Regions from separate parts of the Mus musculus genome. Here regions 1 and 3 are each linked to region 2. Evidence: chromatin contacts called from ENCODE Hi-C or POLR2A ChIA-PET data. All regions are on one chromosome and are shown on one strand. Each heading gives the region's core, a stretch centred on a gene start or an enhancer-like site at or near the end of the contact. The rest is flanking DNA. Distances are from core to core; before and after follow the strand shown. Region 1 holds the start of Wnt1 (wingless-type MMTV integration site family, member 1). Region 2 holds the start of Fkbp11 (FK506 binding protein 11). Region 3 holds the start of Arf3 (ADP-ribosylation factor 3).

Evidence for each region. A loop is a pair of places that touch in the nucleus more often than their neighbours do. ChIA-PET counts read pairs that join two places held with the same protein, here RNA polymerase II (POLR2A).
Region 1: a loop to region 2 is called in a map of heart, with 2.1 times the contacts of the local background. The contact joins the promoter of Wnt1 here to the promoter of Fkbp11 in region 2. A Hi-C loop is called at or near these places in 7 of 37 maps with a recorded cell type or tissue (CH12.LX, adrenal gland, heart and 2 more). POLR2A ChIA-PET finds 5 or more read pairs at or near these places in 3 of 5 experiments (Patski and embryonic stem cell).
Region 3: POLR2A ChIA-PET joins it to region 2 with 42 read pairs in embryonic stem cell. The contact joins the promoter of Arf3 here to the promoter of Fkbp11 in region 2. A Hi-C loop is called at or near these places in 1 of 37 maps with a recorded cell type or tissue (T-helper 17 cell). POLR2A ChIA-PET finds 5 or more read pairs at or near these places in 4 of 5 experiments (Patski and embryonic stem cell).

The regions. Positions count from the first base shown.
Region 1 is chr15:98,788,431-98,792,251 of GRCm38, forward strand. It overlaps Wnt1 (wingless-type MMTV integration site family, member 1), which reads left to right and starts at 1,427. Exons shown (of 4, transcript NM_021279.4): 1 at 1,427-1,862; 2 at 2,434-2,687; 3 at 3,262-3,527. The coding sequence starts at 1,759.
Region 2 is chr15:98,726,896-98,730,677 of GRCm38, forward strand. It overlaps Fkbp11 (FK506 binding protein 11), which reads right to left and starts at 1,303. Exons shown (of 6, transcript NM_024169.4): 1 at 1,062-1,303; 2 at 788-853; 3 at 316-403; 4 at 5-38. The coding sequence starts at 1,190.
Region 3 is chr15:98,760,711-98,764,761 of GRCm38, forward strand. It overlaps Arf3 (ADP-ribosylation factor 3), which reads right to left and starts at 2,408. Exons shown (of 5, transcript NM_007478.3): 1 at 2,270-2,408. LOC115488470 reads right to left here and starts at 1,336. Exons shown (of 1, transcript XM_030248862.1): 1 at 1-1,336. The coding sequence starts at 1,202. The coding sequence ends at 738.

The DNA.
Region 1 (3,821 bases), core at 177-2,676, 62 kb after region 2:
TATGTATGTATACGTGCACCTGTGTGTGCTTGGTGTCAGTGGGGCTCAGACATCACCTGATTCCCTGGAACTGGAGTTACAGGTGGCTATAAGCCACCACTTGGGTGCTGAGAACAGAGTCCGGGGCCTCTGGCAGAGCAGTCAGTGCTTTTAGCCACTGAGCCATCTCTCATTCCCCCCAATTATGTTCATCTTGAGTTGGGCAGGTACGGTGGCGGAATAGGCCTGTAATCCCAGCAGTCACTGGACCATCATGGGTTCTACATATTAAACCTTTATGTTAGGTAGGGTCACACAGCAAGATCCGGTCACAAAACCAGCAACAACAAAACCAAAAGGAGCCAGCTTCTTCCCACAAGCATTCTTTCCCTCAGGTCTTCAGCTCCATCTGACAGCTACTCGGCTGGTGGTCCTATCCTTTCTGAGCCTAGTTGCCAGAGAAACAAGCCCGGTTCATCTTCATGACTAGCACATCTAATGATAAGCACAGGTTGACTCAAGGTGCCATAGGGTGACACTAGGTACCCAGAGCGACAGAATGACACCTATGAGTGCACGTCGTTAATCACAAACACACACACACACACACACACACACACACACACACACTCATGCACCCACCTGCAAACACAATTGCAGCCTTCTGGACGTCTCCTGTCACAGCCCCACCTCCTTCCTGATACACTGCGTTAAGTGGTGACTGTAACAAAATGACTTCATGCTCTCCCTGTCCTGAGCCAAATTACACAATTATTTGGAAAGGGCTCAAAATGTTCTTCGTTAGAAGTTTCTGGATACACCAATACACAGGAGCGTGCACCCTCAGAACACATGTACACTTTGACTTAATCTCACGGGTGACACACCGACGCTTACACTCCCCCTAGCCCACAGAGGCAAACTGCTGGGCGCTTCTGAGTTTCTCACTGCCACCAGCTCGGTTTGCTCAGCCTACCCCTACACCCCACGCCCGGGAATCCCTGACCACAGCTCCACCCATGCTCTGTCTCCTTCTTTTCCTTCTCTGTCCAGCCGTCGGGGTTCCTGGGTGAGGAAGTGTCTCCACGGAGTCGCTGGCTAGAACCACAACTTTCATCCTGCCATTCAGAATAGGGAAGAGAAGAGACCACAGCGTAGGGGGGACAGAGGAGACGGACTTCGAGAGGACAGCCCCACCGGCGCGTGTGGGGGAGGCAATCCAGGCTGCAAACAGGTTGTCCCCAGCGCATTGTCTCCGCGCCCCCTGGCGGATGCTGGTCCCCGACGGGCTCCGGACGCGCAGAAGAGTGAGGCCGGCGCGCGTGGGAGGCCATCCCAAGGGGAGGGGTCGGCGGCCAGTGCAGACCTGGAGGCGGGGGCCACCAGGCAGGGGGCGGGGGTGAGCCCCGACGGTTAGCCTGTCAGCTCTTTGCTCAGACCGGCAAGAGCCACAGCTTCGCTCGCCACTCATTGTCTGTGGCCCTGACCAGTGCGCCCTGGTGCTTTTAGTGCCGCCCGGGCCCGGAGGGGCAGCCTCTTCTCACTGCAGTCAGCGCCGCAACTATAAGAGGCCTATAAGAGGCGGTGCCTCCCGCAGTGGCTGCTTCAGCCCAGCAGCCAGGACAGCGAACCATGCTGCCTGCGGCCCGCCTCCAGACTTATTAGAGCCAGCCTGGGAACTCGCATCACTGCCCTCACCGCTGTGTCCAGTCCCACCGTCGCGGACAGCAACCACAGTCGTCAGAACCGCAGCACAGAACCAGCAAGGCCAGGCAGGCCATGGGGCTCTGGGCGCTGCTGCCCAGCTGGGTTTCTACTACGTTGCTACTGGCACTGACCGCTCTGCCCGCAGCCCTGGCTGCCAACAGTAGTGGCCGATGGTGGTAAGTGAGCTAGTACGGGGTCCGCCACTTGTCCTGGGGCAAAGAGCCAGGCACGGGCCTTACCCAGCTCCCACGCTGTGGGGATCACCAACCTACAGACCCCCCTCGTGCATTGTGACTTCACATCCAGGGTGCTCACACCTAGAACTAGCTCTGCTGAAGTGGGGGCACATCATTGGCATGCAGAAGCCCAGATACACCAGGCTCAGAGACCATTCCCATTTAATACGACCCCGTTTCTGCTGAGCAACAGGTCCCAACCTCGCTGTGGTGGGTGCTCAGGTGTCCCTTAGGTCTTGAACCAAAAAAAAAAAAAAAAAAAAAAAAAAAACCAGATATTAGCTTTGAGGTGAGGGAGTGGAATTCCTAAGTTTTTCAAGGTGGGCAAGGCTGCAGGTGGGGTTTCTCCTCGGGGGCTGACTTGAAGAAAGGAAGAGCTAAGGTAGCCATGCCTTTTCTGTCCACTCACTAGACTCTGGAGCTCAGGGCCAGGCAAGGATAGGGTGGTACAGCCTGTATGGTTAGGATGCAGGTCCCCTCCCCTGGACTGAACCCTTATGCATCCCGCCAGGGGCATCGTGAACATAGCCTCCTCCACGAACCTGTTGACGGATTCCAAGAGTCTGCAGCTGGTGCTCGAGCCCAGTCTGCAGCTGCTGAGCCGCAAGCAGCGGCGACTGATCCGACAGAACCCGGGGATCCTGCACAGCGTGAGTGGAGGGCTCCAGAGCGCTGTGCGAGAGTGCAAATGGCAATTCCGAAACCGCCGCTGGAACTGCCCCACTGCTCCGGGGCCCCACCTCTTCGGCAAGATCGTCAACCGAGGTGGGTGCCCAGGAAAGCGACGCTTCCGGGATTAAGGGAAAAGCAGGGTCATCTCCAGGGCATAGGCGGGCGAAGGCAGGGAAGACATCCCAGGGTTATATGTGATCAAACTGAGAATCGCCTGGTGCCGGCAGTTACCGTAGGTCAGCACCAGATTCTTTCTAGCCTTGCGTTGTGAGCATGATCTTTAACGTTGCTGAGCCACTGGCCCACAGAAAGGGAATTCCGGATCGTGGGCGCTGGGCGACAGCTGTTTTTCCCTAGCCTTCCTCAAAGGTACCTGGGAAGCTGATCTCTGAGGGCTAGCTAGGGTTGTGCTTCGCACCCAGCAAAGTTTGCACTGCCAATACTAGTAGCGATCTTGGCTATGCAGATTTGTTCTACTTGGGAATCTCCCCTTGGAGCTGCTCTGCTAAGGCTCTGGAGTCTCAGTAAAGCTTAGAGAGGAGGGCATTCCATGCTTCGCACACATGACTCCAAGGATGTTGGACTGTAGGGTACCAAGTCTTCCAAACAGGGTGCTGAGTTGGCCCCACGCCTTCTCTCAACTGATGCGGGGTCGCTTCACCCACAGGCTGCCGAGAAACAGCGTTCATCTTCGCAATCACCTCCGCCGGGGTCACACATTCCGTGGCGCGCTCCTGCTCCGAAGGCTCCATCGAGTCCTGCACCTGCGACTACCGGCGGCGCGGCCCTGGGGGCCCCGACTGGCACTGGGGGGGCTGCAGTGACAACATCGATTTTGGTCGCCTCTTTGGCCGAGAGTTCGTGGACTCCGGGGAGAAGGGGCGGGACCTACGCTTCCTCATGAACCTTCACAACAACGAGGCAGGGCGAACGGTACGTCGGTGTGTCCGGAACCAATGGCAGGGGAGATGTAAGACAGGTGCACGGGGACAGAGGCACAGGGAAGGGGCTTCCCGAGAGAGTGGGACTCTAGGAGGGAAGACAGAGAAGAGGTGGTGGTTGAGGGCAAAGAGGTTCCTGAGCTGATGACAGAACAGAAGAGATTAGCAGGCTATCAACACGTGGGATGTATTGAGATGGCTCCATGGCACACTTTTGAAAGATAAAAGTGACTTGCTGGCGTGGAGCAGAGTCTGGCCGAATGTCCCTATCTCAGCGGGCCATTTT
Region 2 (3,782 bases), core at 53-2,552:
TCACCCCACACACATGTCCAAAAGGCTCTGCTCCAGACCTTGAGGAAGAAGGCAAAACTGAACTAGAAGCTACATATCTTCCCCACAGTACCCAAGAGGAAAATCAAAGGCTCCCCGTCATCAAATGAGCTTAGCTCCACTTCTCAGACTCTCTGCCGCAGTGATGTGTGGGGCAAGAAGAGTGTTAGAAGTGGAGTCTGAGGTAGCGGGAGAGCCTTGGGATCCTTTTCATTCTAGCGGCTGTTCCAGAGCAATACAGCCGGCAAGCAAGCAAGGGCTTAGGCTAGGGAGAGGTCAGAGGCACGGGGCACATACCTGGAATCACCTGCTTTTGGCCGAGTTCTATGACCAGAGGATCTCTGGTCAGAGAAGTGTCAATAATGCGTCCATCTACCAAACTGCCCTGAAGACAAAAAAAAATGGTGGGTCTAAACCCACCATTCTTCCCACAATTTGGGACCACCCGGAAGGAAGCAACCCCTTTAACAAACTTGTGTCCTGTCCCCATCTCCTTCCACCCACCACCACCATGGGCAAGAAGGAACAGGAAGCCCCACGGGGCTGGCGCTTCTTGGAGCTCTCTCTATCCTTCTTTTCTCAGCGCTGGAGAGGAATCGGCAGAAAACAAGGAAGAAAGAGAAGCAGGCGAGAGGACGCCCCCACGTGCGGGCTGATCCTAGGACTCAAGTTCTCTAGGATAGCTTGCCACGTGTCCAAGCCAAAGCTGACGTGTTTCAGCCGGGCGCCGCCCCTCCCAGGCCACGCCCCGGACCCCCAAGCCCCTCACCGTGTAGTGTATGTGGAGCGTGTCTCCAATGGCAGCAGATTCCGTGCACGATTCAGGGGGCTGCACCTACGATCAGACTACAAGGGTCAAGGCTGCTCCTCCTAAGCTCCTCTGGAGACCCAGCACCTTTTCCCCCAACTCAGTTCCTTCGCTTCTTTCCTCTTCACTCTCACAGGACCATTTAGAGTCCCAGGCTTCCCCGCGATCCCTGGCCGTAAAGGGGAACGGCGGGACATGGGGTGGGGGGAGGGGAGTGGCACCACAGTCTCCTCACCAGGGTCTCCACTTGGAGGGTCCGGACAGGACTTTCGGTTTCTGGCCCAGCCTCAGCCCGGCACACCGCCCCACTGAACAGTAGCAGCAGTAACAGCTGGAGTGGTAGGAGCAAAGGGCTCAGGGTCATGATTGGACCGGGTCAGAGCACCAGGATACCAGGGCAGGCTGTTCGGGTGCACGCGACCAGGACGGGTTCCCTCACTCCAGGCCAGACTGGTATGGGCGGGTTTTCAAGGCGCTAGCTCCTCCTCCTCCTCCTCTTGCAGCCCTCCCTCCACTTTGTCCCCACCTCCTAGAGGGGAAGAGACTGCAGAATTCCCTAACCTGTGATGGAGGTCGCGGATGGTGACCCATCTAACAGTCTTTCTGACCCATGACGACGGCTGGATCATGTAATAGCACATATTTGCCATTACCAACTGTAAAGAGGGGCGTTCGTTTGTCTCTAACCTGCGAATGGCCAGGAAAGGGAGGCACACACTTGTCCCCATTTCATAGCTAGGGCACTTGCCCAAGGTTAACATGGCAACTGGTGACAGTACTCAAGCACAGGGCTAGCATTTGTGCTCTGCTCGGTCTTCTAAGATCTGTCCCTTTCCACTAAGCCCAGAGGCAGGTGTCCAAGTCGGCTGACCCTTCACACTCCTGTTCATTCTGCTCTCGGGTATGTCCAGAAAGAGCTGGCGGCTTCTCCAGCCTCCTGTCTTGGGAAGCATTACGGGGCATCTTCCTGTAAAAAGTGATCCATCACAGATCTTCTCCTACCAGCAATGGCGTTTCCTTCCTGTTTTCCACAAATCCTTTTCACAACAGCAGCACGGACACCAGTCTTGTGTTTATGCAAGGACTTCAGTTTTTAAAGGGGGCTCAAGTAATTTTAGGCAGCCTTACCAGTTTCGAATTTCATGGTCTGAACACTCACTGACAACCTAAGCTGTGGTACCCAGCTCCTGGTCACTCACTCAAAGGCTGTCTGGCATGGTGTCCTTCCATACCATATTTATTCTCAGGCTGTTTCTTGGTTCGTTGTCTTCTTTAGCATTGATACCGGTTGTAAACACAATTCCACCTGTGTGTCTGGCCAGCAGCTCAGACTACACACACACACACCCAACACACACTTCCTCTTATTTGGAAGAACCTGACCTCCCTGACCTGGCTGTCTTGGTGGTTCTCCTGTACCGACATTCTGAGATTTCTTCCATCTCTAATACCCAACCAGTTTCCTTTGGGATTTCCTCTTCCAGCCCCATTAGCGAGTGCCTCCATATATAATGCTATCATTCTAATTAAGCTCTCATGTTCTCTGGGGGTGGCTTTGTGGTATTGGGGATCCAGTCCAGGCAGGGCTCTGCTCATACCTGGCAAGCGCCTTAGTTAACACCCCTAACCCAGGAATTATTTTTTAAATGCTCATTGTCAGAGGCTGGATAGATGGCTCAGTGCTTAAGAGAGTTTGCTGCTCTTCCAAAGACCAATTCCCTGCACACACATCAGATGGCTCAAAAAGTCTGTAACTCTAGCTCCAAGGACTCCAATGCCCTCGTCTAGTGTCCATATACACAATAAAAATAAATCTTAAAAAAAAAAAAGCAAAACCCTGCCTTCCAGATGTTGTGGTACACACCTTTAATTCCAACACTCAGGGGGCAGAGGCAGACAAATTCCTGAGTTTCAGGCCATGTAGGACTACACAGTCAAACTCTCTTTAAAGAAGCAACAAAAACAAAACACTGGAACCTGAATTGGTACAGTGGGATAGGGTGGTGCACACCTTGAACCCCAGCATGGCTACATAAAACCCCCCTCAAATACTAACTGAAGCCACAGGCGGCAGGAATTCCTGGGGTTGGTAGCATGCTGTGTCTTGAGGATATGGGGTTTTATAGATGCACTTTAAACCCGTCAAATGTGTGCCTAACTTCTGTGCATGTGGCTAGGGAGGTAGCTCAGTGAGAGAATGCTTGTTTTGTTTTGGTTGGTTGGTTTTGTCTTTTCCACACTAGGTTTCTTTGTGTAAACCTGGCTGGCTTGGACCTTGCTCTATAGACCAGGCTGTCCTGGAACGCAGAGATTTGTCTGCCTCTGCTTCCTGAGTGCTGGGATTAAAGATGTGTGCCACTTTCTACCAGGCGCTTTATTCCTAGAGTATAATTCCCAAGCACCAAAAATAAATGAATAAAAATATAATATAAAAAATGTGCACCTCACCATATGAATATATATTTGAGCAAATACAAAACTACACTTCAAAATCTCTCTGGGAAACTAGAAAGTTGTGGCTAACAGACATAGACACAAGTATTGAAAGCACTGTTTTAGGCTCCTGAAAGGGTACCAACATAGTCAGGAAGCCGGTCGTTTCATGCTCCACTGTCAGCAGTGGGCCCCCTCCCTTCCTGTACCCGGAGAGTACATGAGAAGTTAAGATGAGTTATGCTCTAGCAATCAGCTGATCACAAGGAGGGAGGGAACGCAGGTCCTTCTTGGATTTGAACCACAAAGATGGAAGCCTAAGTAAGAAGAGACCCACCATGCTAGCCCAGGGTTACCTACCACCAAACACCTTCTAATAGAGAGGGAGTTCTATCTCCATCCTGACCCCCAAGCGTCTCTCAGATCACTCTCTACACTGCTCCGTGCGGTCATATCGCTAAAAGCTTACATAATTCCATACCAACTGATAAACAGAATTGAGTCCTTGACAATTAAAAACTTG
Region 3 (4,051 bases), core at 1,158-3,657, 35 kb after region 2:
CAGACAAGAATAAAACGTTACCACTCACGAGGCACTGAGTAAAGTCACTGTAACAACTGTCCCTTCACATAGGCCCACCCTGCTCTTCTACTAACTAGCTCTCTTTTACAGCAGCCCTGCCTGAGTGTTGGTGCCACACTACATGACGGTGGGCAGTCAGCATGTGCTGTGTGCCCTATGCAGTTCTCAGGACTTTTCACTTATCTCATTTAACTCTCACGACAGCCTACTAGGTAGCTGCTACCATGACTCTCCTTATGCAAAAGGAAAAATGAAACCTAAGTGCGAACAAGTAAGTTATCAAATGTATACAACAGGACAGCATGGGACAGCTCGGGACAGCACAGGCAGGAGGTGAGCCTGGCCCCATCTTGTCTGTCTCTACAACCCAGCTTCAATCACTGCGGCATCCCGCCTCTAAGCACACCGTTAGCCAAAGCACTGGTGTGCTCTGACTCACAGGCCTCTTGGTATCTACTTCCAAAGCTATGTGAGGAAGCAGATCCCAGTTTCTGTCAGCCACAGCCTCAACTTTAACAACCCTGGCTTTAAAGAAGTTTCTCCTTCTCATCAGTAGAGAACTCCTTCCCCTCGCTGCACTACCTCTTCCTTAAGCAGTAGCTAGAAACCTTGCGCAGTTCTATGCATTGCTATCCCGTGTTCTTACAAAAGCAAGATTCAAATCCAGCCTGTCTCAAAAAAGGAAGTAAGGGTCTGCCTCGGTTCCCAGGTCAACCTCAGCACTCCAGAGACAGCGGCAGGCAGCTGGTAGGTTGAGGCGAGCAAGGGCACTGCATCTCAAACAAACAAAGGAGTAAGGGAGGGGGAAAGGAAGGAGAGAAAGAAGGAAAACTGTGCAGGAGTGACTGTGTGACACCTGGGAGCCCTTTCCAGCTGCCTCCAAGGTCAGTGACTCCTTGTGTGAAAAGCTGAATGTAAGTGGATGGGCCTTTCTTAAAACGGCCTTTAACAATGTACTCAAGCGCAGGTCCAACATGCCAAAGGCCAACCCAATGGCCACTGCAGCACACAGTGGGGATACTATCCCCAAACAGGTCTAAGACAAAATGGCAGCAAAGACAGTTCCCTATCCCCCTGCCTGGGGTCACAGATGGAGGTATGCAGAGACTAGATTCTATCCTGTTGCAATGACTCAAGCAATCAGACTCCTGCAGCAGATCTCCTCCCAATAAAACTTTCATGCCATGGACCCAAGGGTGACCCAATGCAACAGTGGCAGAGACGGGTTTTACATTACCCGTCTCCCTAATGACCTCACTATTTTCTTCTTAGTCCTGACCACATACATAACCCTCCACTACATTCTTCCTGGCCCAGAGACCCTCTCCCCCCCCCCCAAAAAAAAAAACAAGTCTCTCCAAAGAGTTACGACTTAACTAAAGGACCCTGAGGTTTTAACAGGGAACTTCACCTCCCCACCTCCCCCTCCTTCCTTCAAAAAGGACTGGCATGCTAAGCAAAGGCTTCATTTTCTGTTCCGGGAATCCTGGTACTTCCTAGAGAAAGAAAGCGGATTGGAAGACACAAACTCAGGGCCAGTGACAAGCTGCTCCCTCCTTCGGTGACACCGCCCCCGCTCCGCCTGGGGGAGGAAGGCCCCACCTCTCTCCTCCGAGCTAGCTCAGGTCCCCCTCCCCCGTCTCCAGCCTCCTCTCCACCCTCTCCCCACCTGCTGCCCTCTTCCCAACACCCCAGAGCAGAGCGCCACCTCCGTGAGGACCGTGCGCAGCCAGCCGAGCCCCACCAGTAGGCCCTGATACTAAGCCCCGGCCCCCCACGCCTCGCGCTGGGTGAGGGAGGAGAATAACCACGGCACGGCACGGCTTTTCTTTGGTTCCCCCACAGCTCGGGCGGGGGAGGGAGAGAGAAAAGGCAGCGTTCCTCGCAGCCCTTTAAACCCAAGGAAAAGAGAGCCAAACAGCCACACCGCCCCCGCGTCCCCCTCCCACAGGTCAGCCTGCCTCCCCCTCGTCCCCAACCCTCCCAAGCTCACCTCTGCAGCCCAGGTCGCACCCTCGGGGGAGGCGGAGGACAAATCCGTGTGCGCCCCCCGCCCCCACCCCAGCTCGGCGTCCTTCGGCTGCGGGGACAGGAGTGGGGCTGGGGTCCCCAAGCTCAGCGAGGATCACCCCCCACACCAGCACCTCGCCCAGACGGTGCGAGCCGGACCGCGGCCGGGGGCCTCGGGCTCCCACCCGGACCCAGCCTCTTCCCTGCCCGGACCCGCCTTCCCTCCCCAGCTCCGAACCTGTTCCTGCTCCCTGCGCCGCGGCTGCCACCGCCGCCTCCGCCCCCGCAGGTTCCGCCCGGCTCTCCGGCCGCTGCCTCCCGCTCCGCAAGCCGACCCGACCGCGGTGAAGATGGTCCGCTGGCCCGCTCCCCGGCTCCCTCCTGCCCGCCCTCCACCTAGCACCGGAAGCCGCGACGGCGACAGGAGCTGTGCGGCGAACACCCACCCCCAGCCCGGGCTACTTCCCACCTCCACGATCGCGCGAGAAGTGCGCGGTAGCGAGCGGCAGTTCTCGCGAGACCCATCACCATGGCAGCGGCTGCAGCAAAAGCAGCCGGTGCTGAAGCTGAGCCTAGGCGGGGGCCTGTGTGGGGGCTGGAGGATCGGAAGGCACGGCGTGTAGAGGGGGCTGTGGGCACTGAGGTGAGGCTCCCGAGCAGAGCGAGCTCCGGGACCTTGCCACATCCTGGCTGCGCTGGCCACAGGGCTCGGACCAGGGAGTCTCCGGGGTTTCTTAAGCAGAGCCCATGTGGAGCATGGAGGATGAAAACGGTTGCTGTATCCTGCTCTAGTCCAGTCTTATTCCAAATAAACAGCGCATCACTCGCACCCCACCTGCTAATCCGCTCTGCTCCCTAGTTCCTAAGGATGCTTTCTCTGAGATCCTTTCCCATAAAGGAAGAGGAGAAAGAACGATGCATTCCAGATACTAGAGGAAACATCTGGATGGGGTCGTCTAGGAGGTTGAGGCTGAAAGGCAGAGGGCAGAAACTCAGAGGCGGCTCTCATGAAGTCTCTCTAGATGAGTCTGGATTTTAGTATCCCCAGGAAAGCGCACCCAGGACCCCGCCTTCCTTCCCTGACACTCATCTTTTGACATGATGGAGACACTGCCTGAGACTCTAGCCACAAGCTATGTTAGAATCTGAGCTAGAAGGGTCCTCGCCAGAAACGGGTGCTCTTACCCACTGAGCCATCTCACCAGCCCCCACTGCGTTCTTTAAATGCATCAAGTATAAGAGCTTGGTGCAGCGTTATAACTCTTCTCTCCCTCCAAAACATAGGCTGGGAACAGAATCTATCTCTTGTCACATCTGTCTCTGGTTTATACCTTTATACCAGTTTGTCTTCTCTTGTTTACCTCAAAAATTACAGGACTGGCTGGGGGCGGTGGTGGCACAAGCTTTTAATCCCAGCACTGGAGACTAGGGTGCAGAGGCAGGTGGATGTCTGTGAGTTAAAGGTCAGTCTGATTTACAGAGCAGGCTCCAGAACAGCCAGAGATGGTTAACGAAGAGATGGACAGCAAGGAACTTGCTTATAACGAAGAGAATTATATTTGTCCCCACTCAGGACTCAATGCTGTTGAGAGCCTTTGTTAAGCTCTGGTTTTTGCTCGTTTTTCCCTCCATTTATTAACTCTGTGTGTGTGTGCTTGTATGAGAGATTGCGGGTGCACTTGTGCTCTAGCAAGATGTGGAGGTTAGAGAGGACACCTTTTGGGAGTCGCTGTTCTTGACTTTTTTCCCTCGTTGGGCCAGGATCTCTGGTTTCTGCTGCTGCAGTGCACACTCTAGGCTAGCTCTGTGTGATTCTCCTGGCATCATCCCCCATCTTACTTTAGGAATGCTTTCATTACACCACAGGCATTCAGCTTTAAAATATATATATTTGTTATTGTTGTGTTTGAGACAGGGGCTCACTATGTAGCCCCACCTGGCCTGGAATTCACTTTATAGACCAAGTTGGCATTGAACTCAAATACGATCTGCCTGCCTCTGCCTCCTGAGTGCTTAGATT